Regions from separate parts of the Homo sapiens genome. Here region 1 is linked to region 2. A link is a loop called in an ENCODE intact Hi-C map of the cell type or tissue named here. Cell type or tissue: CD14-positive monocyte. All regions are shown on one strand. Region 1 overlaps APAF1 (apoptotic peptidase activating factor 1). Region 2 overlaps APAF1 (apoptotic peptidase activating factor 1).

Evidence for each region. Peaks named below come from ENCODE experiments on the same cell type or tissue, not always from the same donor. Only the 100,000 strongest peaks of a DNase experiment are listed, where the experiment ranks them.
Region 1: it touches region 2 in a loop (4-fold over the local background); 1 of 110 quality-filtered maps calls a loop at or near these places.

The regions. Positions count from the first base shown.
Region 1 is chr12:98,725,616-98,729,615 of GRCh38, reverse strand. It overlaps APAF1 (apoptotic peptidase activating factor 1), which reads right to left. Exons shown (of 27, transcript NM_181861.2): 26 at 2,300-2,443. Among named protein-coding and RNA genes, the nearest start is that of APAF1, 82 kb to the right of the region's middle. In CD14-positive monocyte, no CTCF peak of the experiment used is centred here; no DNase peak of the experiment used is centred here; H3K27ac peaks cover 657 bases.
Region 2 is chr12:98,660,346-98,664,345 of GRCh38, reverse strand. APAF1 (apoptotic peptidase activating factor 1) reads right to left here. Exons shown (of 27, transcript NM_181861.2): 6 at 1,778-1,890; 7 at 1,540-1,671. Among named protein-coding and RNA genes, the nearest start is that of APAF1, 17 kb to the right of the region's middle. In CD14-positive monocyte, no CTCF peak of the experiment used is centred here; no DNase peak of the experiment used is centred here.

The sequences.
Region 1 (4,000 bases), 65 kb before region 2:
ATGTCCAAGTGATCAGCCCAATATAGAGGAGTCCCCAGTCCCTGGGCCATGGACCGGTACTGGTCTGTGGCCTTTTAGGAACCCATCCGCAGAGCAGAAGGTGAGCGGCTGGTGAGTGAACATTACCACCTGAGCTTTGTCTCCTGAGAGATCAGTGGTGGCATTAGTTTCTCACAGGAGCAAGAGCCCTGCTGTGAACTGCACATGCGAGGGATCTAGCTTGTGCACTCCTTACGAGAATCTAATGCTGATGATCTGAGGTGGAACAGTTTAATCCTGAAACCATTCCCCGCTCCCCACTTCCTACCACCACCCCATCTGTGGAAAAATTGTCTTCCAAGGAAACCAGTCCCTAGTGCCAAAAAGGCTGGGGACCGCTGATATAGAGTATCATCTTCTACCACTTTTACAAGTAAACTGCTATTCAAAAGACTCACTTCAAGCATTCCCCTCCAGGTGAAGCCTCTGCTAACTCTCTGAGGTTGGTCTGGTCACTCCTCTCCTTTGTGCTTCCACCTCCCTCATGAAAGCATGTCCCAGACCCCTTCTAAACTTTAGGGACTTTATTGGTTTACCACCTGCTTCCCCCATAGACTGTAAGCTGCTGAAAGGCAGGAACCAAGCCATAAACATTGTGCCACAGAGCAGTAGCTTAGCACACACTGGACATTCAACACAGTCTTTTTGAGTGGATAGATAAAAGATACATCAAAAAAACACCAAAAATATGACCCTGAAGCACCACAACACATTCAAATTGCGGCCTCAATCACTAGTAAGTTTTAAAAAGCCAATTAGCTAGAGAAAGCAGAGGCAGAGACCTGGGTTTGAGTCCTGGCTTTTCTATTTACTAATTATGTAACTTTATTTTTGGTTTTTTTGTTTGTTTGTTTTTGAGATAGTCTCGCTCTGTTGCCCAGGCTGGAGTACAGTGGTGTGACCTTAGCTGACTGCAACTTCTGCTCCCCCGGGGTTCAAGTGAGTCTCACCTCTCAGCCTCCCAAGTAGCTGGGACTACAGGTGCCCGCCACAAAACCCAGCTAATTTTTGTATTTTTTAGCAGAGATGGCGTTTTGCCATGTTGGCCAGGCTGGTCTTCAACTTCTGACCTCAAGTGATCTGCCCGCCTTGGCCTCCCAAAGTGCTGGGATTACAGGTGTGAGTCACCACACCCGGCACTAATTATGTAACTTTAGGAAAGTTATAACCTCCATAGAAAATCATTTTCCTCATCTGTAAACCAAGAATGAAATTTAAGCCTCAAAAAGCTGGCTAGTAAGATGAGGGGAGTGAAGCGTTTTGTAAACTATAAAGCCATATACTGCTGCTATTATTATTACTGAAGAAATTTCAAAAATATGTTTTTTTAAAGATTTTCAACCAACATAGTTAATTGTGAATGACATGGAAAACAGAACTAAGTTAAACACCCAACTTGCTAGTCATTCTAATGCCCCAAGTTTAGTATGAGGCAGTATGACAGCTCTGGATTGAGGGCATCCCTGCCACTGTCACCAAAGCTTCCCCAAGATCTGAGGAAAGCAGTCTTGTGGATCTCAGTTTCATCACTACAAAATGGGGATAATAGTAACTGCCTTTTTTTTTCTTTTCCTTTTTATTTATTTTTTTAATTAATTAATTAATTAATTTATTTATTTATTTATTTTCTTTTTTGAGACAGAGTTTTGCTCTTGTTGCCTAGGCTGCAGTGCAATGGTGTGATCTCGGCTCACTGCAACCTTCACCTCCCGGGTTCAAGCGATTCTCCTGCCTCAGCCTCCCAAGTAGCTGGGATTACAGGCATATGCCACCACGCCCGGCTATTTTTTGTATTTTTAGTAGAGACAGGGTTTCGCCATGTTGGCCAGGCTGGTCTCAAACTCCTGACCTCAGGTGATCCGCCCACCTTGGCCTCCCAAAGTGCTAGGATTACAGGCGTGAGCCACCGTGCCTGGCTTTTAATTATTTTTTAAAGTTTTTTCTGGTTCTTTTTTGTTTTCAATATTTTTTTCTGTTCTTTTCTTTAGTTACTAAACTCATTTTACTGCCAGATTTTTTTTTTTTTTTTTGAGACAGGATGTCGCTCTGTCACCCAGGGTGGAGTGAAGTGGCGCAAGCATGGCTCAAAGCAGCCTTGACCTCACAGACTCCAGCGATCCTCCCACCTTAGCCTCCGGAGTAGCAGCCTTTTTACTCTGCTGGGTTGTAAAAGGCCCAACTGAGAAACAGGAAGTGAAAATAGCTTGGAAAGTATGATATAGGCTATTATTTTCTTTCACAGTTCTTGGGGAACTCTTACCTTAATATATCCTCCAGCAGAGATAAGCATTTTGCCATCTGGAGAAAAGCAAAGGTCAGTCACCCAGCCTCCATGGGTAGCAGCTCCTTCTTCTGAAAGCGGAGCACACAAATGAAGAAGCTCACCGTTTGAGACATTCCATATCTACATAAACATGATACACAATTCATTAACAGAGTTATCCAGAAGCTTCTCTGGTTTTAAAACATATATATGTCCATATATATGTATTCTAAAATTATTTTACTAGACTTTATTATAAACAACCCTAACACAGATACTAATATTGCCATTTATTTCCAGTGGCATTTAATATATAAGCAGTGCTCTAATTTTTCAAATAAAGGTACACCAGAATAAGAAAAAGAAACAGAGGCATAAATGGTAAAAGAAAATTAAACAATCATTTGTAAATCTCTCCCTAGAAAATCCAAGAGAACCGAATGGAAAAACTCATTAGAAACAGTTCAGTAAGGTAGTACATATACAAACAAAAATCAGTAACTTTCCTATATTCTGAATAATCAGGGAGAAAAAAATTTTTTTAATGTACCAACAAAAATTTTTAAAATAACACAATTTTAATGGAGACAACTTTTTCCTGCAGTGGTTGAAAAATGAAACACCGCCTCATAACTGGGAAAGGAGCACTTTCATCCAAAGACGCGAACTCAGAGCAAAATGAACATTTCCAAAGCAGCCCTGCCACTTCAGCTGACACACATTTATGTGACTGGTAGAGAGAAGGTTGGTTACTTAGTCCTCAAGAAGAAGAATCTTAATTTCCCTGGAAAGCCCATCTGATAACACCTCTGTTCCTGCAAACTGTATACTCTCCTAGTCTTCTGCACTATATACCTGTTCCTGGAGTTTTAGATCCTCCTTTGTAATGAAAGGGGGAAAACCCCATCTTCCTCATCTACACTGGTTACCAAAGTAGTCATCCCAATACCCAAACTTTTCCAATCGGCTCCCCAATTCTTCTGACACAACTAGGTCAACTGACTCCTTTTCCATAATTTCTAATCTTTCAGCATGCAATTCTTTCCATATGGTACTATATTTCCACAGACACAGAGAACAACATTCTAAGCCTCCTAAAAAGATTGTTTTCTAAAAGTCAAAATTATATATCTAAAAAAAATAGATTGTTTTCTAAATAAAATTGGCATGGTTTGTATGTATATCTTAAGCACTGCAGGGTAATAAAAACTGGCCTAGCATGCAGACTGTGACTCAATTAGGAGCCCTTCGCTGCCCCACAATGACGGAAATGTGAACCTCTGCACTGTTTAACAGGCAGGCAGTCCACAGAGGACTGCAACAAACCACACTGGAAATGGCTATCAAATGGGTATAGTGCTAAAGAGATCTTTTCTTTCAGCACAGAAAAAGCAGAATTTGCAATTCATTTATAATCCAGACCATAATTTACAAAATTATTTTCCTCAAATTCTGCTACCAAAAACCTTTGGTTCAAGTCCAAGAATTAAGATGAATCATTCTCAAGCTAATGGCAGAGAATGAACTACAAATGACTAGAGCACTTGCTTCCTCACATATACAGGGAATGCTTCACTCTAACTCTAAAATGAATCCGTTTCTGCAGTGGAGTGCAGCTGTGAATACAATGTGCACAAGAAACAAAAAGAATGCCTCATCCAACCACAACTTCAGGACTATGCTTCCCTGGCCCGTGAA
Region 2 (4,000 bases):
GTAAGATTTCTTTAAAAATTAACAAAACTGGCCACGTGTGGTGGCTCACGCCTGTAATCCCAGCACTTTGGGTGGCTGAGGCAGGTGGATCACGAGGTCAGGAGTTCAAGACTACCCTGGCCAAGATGATGAAACCCCATCTCTACTAAAACTACAAAAATTAGCTGGGTGAGGTAGCACGCACCTGTAATCCCAGCTACTAGGGGGCTGAGGCAGGAGGATCACTTGAACCTGGGCAGCAGAGGTTGCAGTGAGCAGAGGTCGCACCACTGCACTCCAGCCTGGGCGACAGAGTGAGACTCGTCTCAAAAAATAAATAAAATAAATAAATAAATAAATAAACAAACAAAACTGTGTGTCTATTTGATGGCAGAATGAAAAATAAGGTGGCCAGGTATGGTAGCTCATGCCTATAATCCCAGCACTTTGGGAGGCTGAGGCGGGCAATCACCTGAGGTCAGGAGTTCGAGACCAGCCTGACCAACATGGCGAAACCCCGTCTCTACTGAAAATACAAAAATTAGCTAGGCATGGTGGAACATGCCTGTAGTCCCAGATACTCGAGAGGCTGAGGCAGAAGAACTGCTTGAACCTGGGAGGCAGAAGTTGCAGTGAGCCGAGATCACGCCACTGCACTCCAGCCTGGACGACAGAGTGAGACTTGTCTCAAAAGAGAAAAAAAAAGAAAAAGAAGAAAAATAAGGTATTTCCAAGCATAACAATAATGAAAGAAATAATTTTAAGAGTTGATAGATTTGACTGTTTAAAATTTTAAGCTTCTATATGTCAAAAGAATACAACAAATAAAAGGTACACAAAAAACTGGGTAACAGGCTGGACATGGTGACTCATGCCTGTAGTCCCAGTGCTTTAGGAGGCTAAGGCAGGAGGATCATTTGAGGCAAGTAGTTCAAGACCAGCCTGGGCAACACAGCGAGATTCTATATATAAATTTTAAGTTAAAAAATTGTTTTACTGGGAAATAATACTTGTAAAAATATGACAAAGAGCTAATAGTTTCTATTTTTTGAGTATTTAGAAATAAATTAAAAATACTTATATCAAAAAAGAAAAGTGAGTCAAGGATAATTTCTTAAAGTCAAGGATAACTTCTTAAAACGTATTCAATAAACAAGTAAAAAGTTTAACTTCGCTAAAAAAAAATGCAAATTAAGACACCAGTTTTTACTTACCAAATTAGAACACTATTTTTATAAAATCCCAAGCAAAAACAAGTTTTAAAATCTGATTCTCACTCTATTTTTAACTCTAACAGCAGAGGTCACATCTGTGTCTCACTTCTCTCACTAATGTGGTCTCTAACACACTGTGGGTAGATGGTAAATATTATTTTAATGAATAAATAAATACCATAATATCATGTATCCATTTAAGATATCAGAGAACCTAAAATACTAAATCTCCCAGAAAAGTTTTTGGATGTTCATGTGCTAAATTACCATATTCATTAGCTCAATTAACAAAAGGGAAATTATATAACTCCCTATAATCTCCTCATAAACAAATAAATAACCATACCTTTACATTCTTTTATAATACTATGAGCTTGTTCTGGCAAATCTGCCTTCTTCATATTAACAAAAAGGGATAAAATTTCAAGTCCTTTTTCCTTTCCTAAGGAACTCTCCACAGGGACTACATATTTAGGACCTGCAAACAAAAATCACAAGACAAAGTAAGTAATTTGGTATGTCACATATTTAAATGTAATTAAATTAAATATAAAGGTACTAAAAAGTAAACGAATAATCCTTACCCATTACTGAATCTGTAACACTCTTGTCTCTGGTTGTAAGAAGAATCTGACACTGACTGTCAAAAGCTTTCAACACCCAAGAGTCCCAAACATCATCCAAGATCAAGAGAGACCTAATTTAAAAAAAAAATATTAATCACTAATGACACTTATCTTAAGCTTCCTTTTAAAAAGATAATCCCACCAGTGTCTTTTAAAATCTACCAAATTAAATTTTTTTTAAAACAAATAGATGGCTAGATCTAGGAAAATGATTCTTCCTCTTTGCTATACTCTTCTCAATATGCTGATTCAAATAAGGAAAAAAAAAATTAGAGACTGCCTTCTCCTCAAACCCTAAATCAGAACATATTAAAATTACAGATCCTACCATAAAAGGTTCAGCCATCACTTACTGAGTGCCAAAAAAAAAAAAAAAAAAGCGACCATTACTATCCAAGTAATGGGATTTTCCAACTCAGTCTTTAAGCACCAAAACCAAACTAGAACTGAGCTCAGGTTAGCATTAGAATGAATCATACAATAATGATGATATGTGACCATTTTTTACCTAAAAACTAGCAATTTCATATGTTGTAATCTAAAAGAATATTACCTTTCATTTGGTATACAAGTGGTTTTTTTTAATCAATTTGTTTATTCATAGTAACCAAGAACCTCTATGCCAGTTCCCAGTTGTTCTCTCCAAAAACTTTTCTAAACTCACTAGAACAGATGAGGGGAAAAAATATAACTAAAACCTGATAGCATAATTATACAATAACATTTTTGTCTGAATGACACACTATGGCTGTGCATTACAAAAAAAAAAATACTCTAGGCCTGTAATCCCAGCACTTTGGGAGGCCAGGGCAGGCGGATCACCTGAGGTCGGGAGTTTGAGACCAGCCTGACCAACATGGAGAAACCCCGTCTCTAATATAATATTAGCCAGGCGAGGTGGCACAAGCCTGTAATCCCAGCTACTCAAGAGGCTGAGGCAGAGAATCGCTTGAACCCGGGAGGCAGAGGTTGCAGTGAACCGATATCGCACCATTGCACTCCAACCTGGGCAACAAGAGCGAAACTCCATCTAAAAAAATAAAAATAAAAATAAAAATAAAGAAATACTCTAGGCACATACATAGGTTGAAAAATTACAAAAGCACAAACCAAATGAGACTGAGAGATTAAAAAAATATGCCTGGCTTTGTAAGCTAGTCTGACACATCTGAAAGTGGCTACATTATTTTACTCAACAGAAGTCAATTTTAATTTTGCAAAAAAGGAAAAGTAGAACTAGGGAAAAGTTACTGAGCAATTAAAGAGGGAAGGGTTAGTGATCTCAATCCTATTTCCTCTACACAGATCAATATCAAGAGAAGGAGGGGCCGAGCGCAGTGGCTCACGCCTGTAATCCCAGCACTTTGGGAGGCCAAGGTGGGCAGATCACGAGGTCAGGAGATCAAGACCATCCTGGTTAACACGGTGAAACCTCATCTCTACTAAAAATACAAAAAATTAGCCCGGCGTGTGGTGGGGAGCCTGTAGTCCCAGCTACTAGGAGGCTGAGGCAGGAGAATCACTTGAACCCAGGAAGCGGAGCTTCAGTGAGCAGAGATTGCACCATAAAAATATAACGAATATGCATCAGAATCACCTAGTAGGCTTTTCCCAAAAATACTCTTCTCACCCTATATTCTGATATTAATACCCTTACCAATTTGAGAATCACTGCCATACTCAGCAACTGCTACATATGAAAGTATACTGCATCCTTGGGTGCATTAGGGCATTTTTAAAAAGTGCAGAGCCACTACCTAACTCTCACTCAGTATACTATAACATTCCCAAGGAATGCTTTATTTATCTTTGTACTTGCAGCACTTGGCCCAGAACCTGGCACAACACTCAATGTTGGTTAAATGAACAAATGAAAGAGAGGCTGTTAAGATGACAGAAATCAAATTGTTGACTGAATCCAAGGTTATACTCTTAAGACAAGCAGCAACTAAACTGCTGTCTCCCTTTTGGCTAATGAAAACTGTGAAACACTTGATAACAGTGCCTGGCACATAATTATAATGGTAAGTATTTGCTGAATTAATTAACTGTTGAACAAACAAAACAAACTCACTCCTGAAGTACATGGAAGTAGAAGAGTTACACGTATATTTCTAGAAACTAAGACAATCAAACAGAAGAGCCCCATTAAAAATCCTTCCTGACTTTTTTTTTTTAATT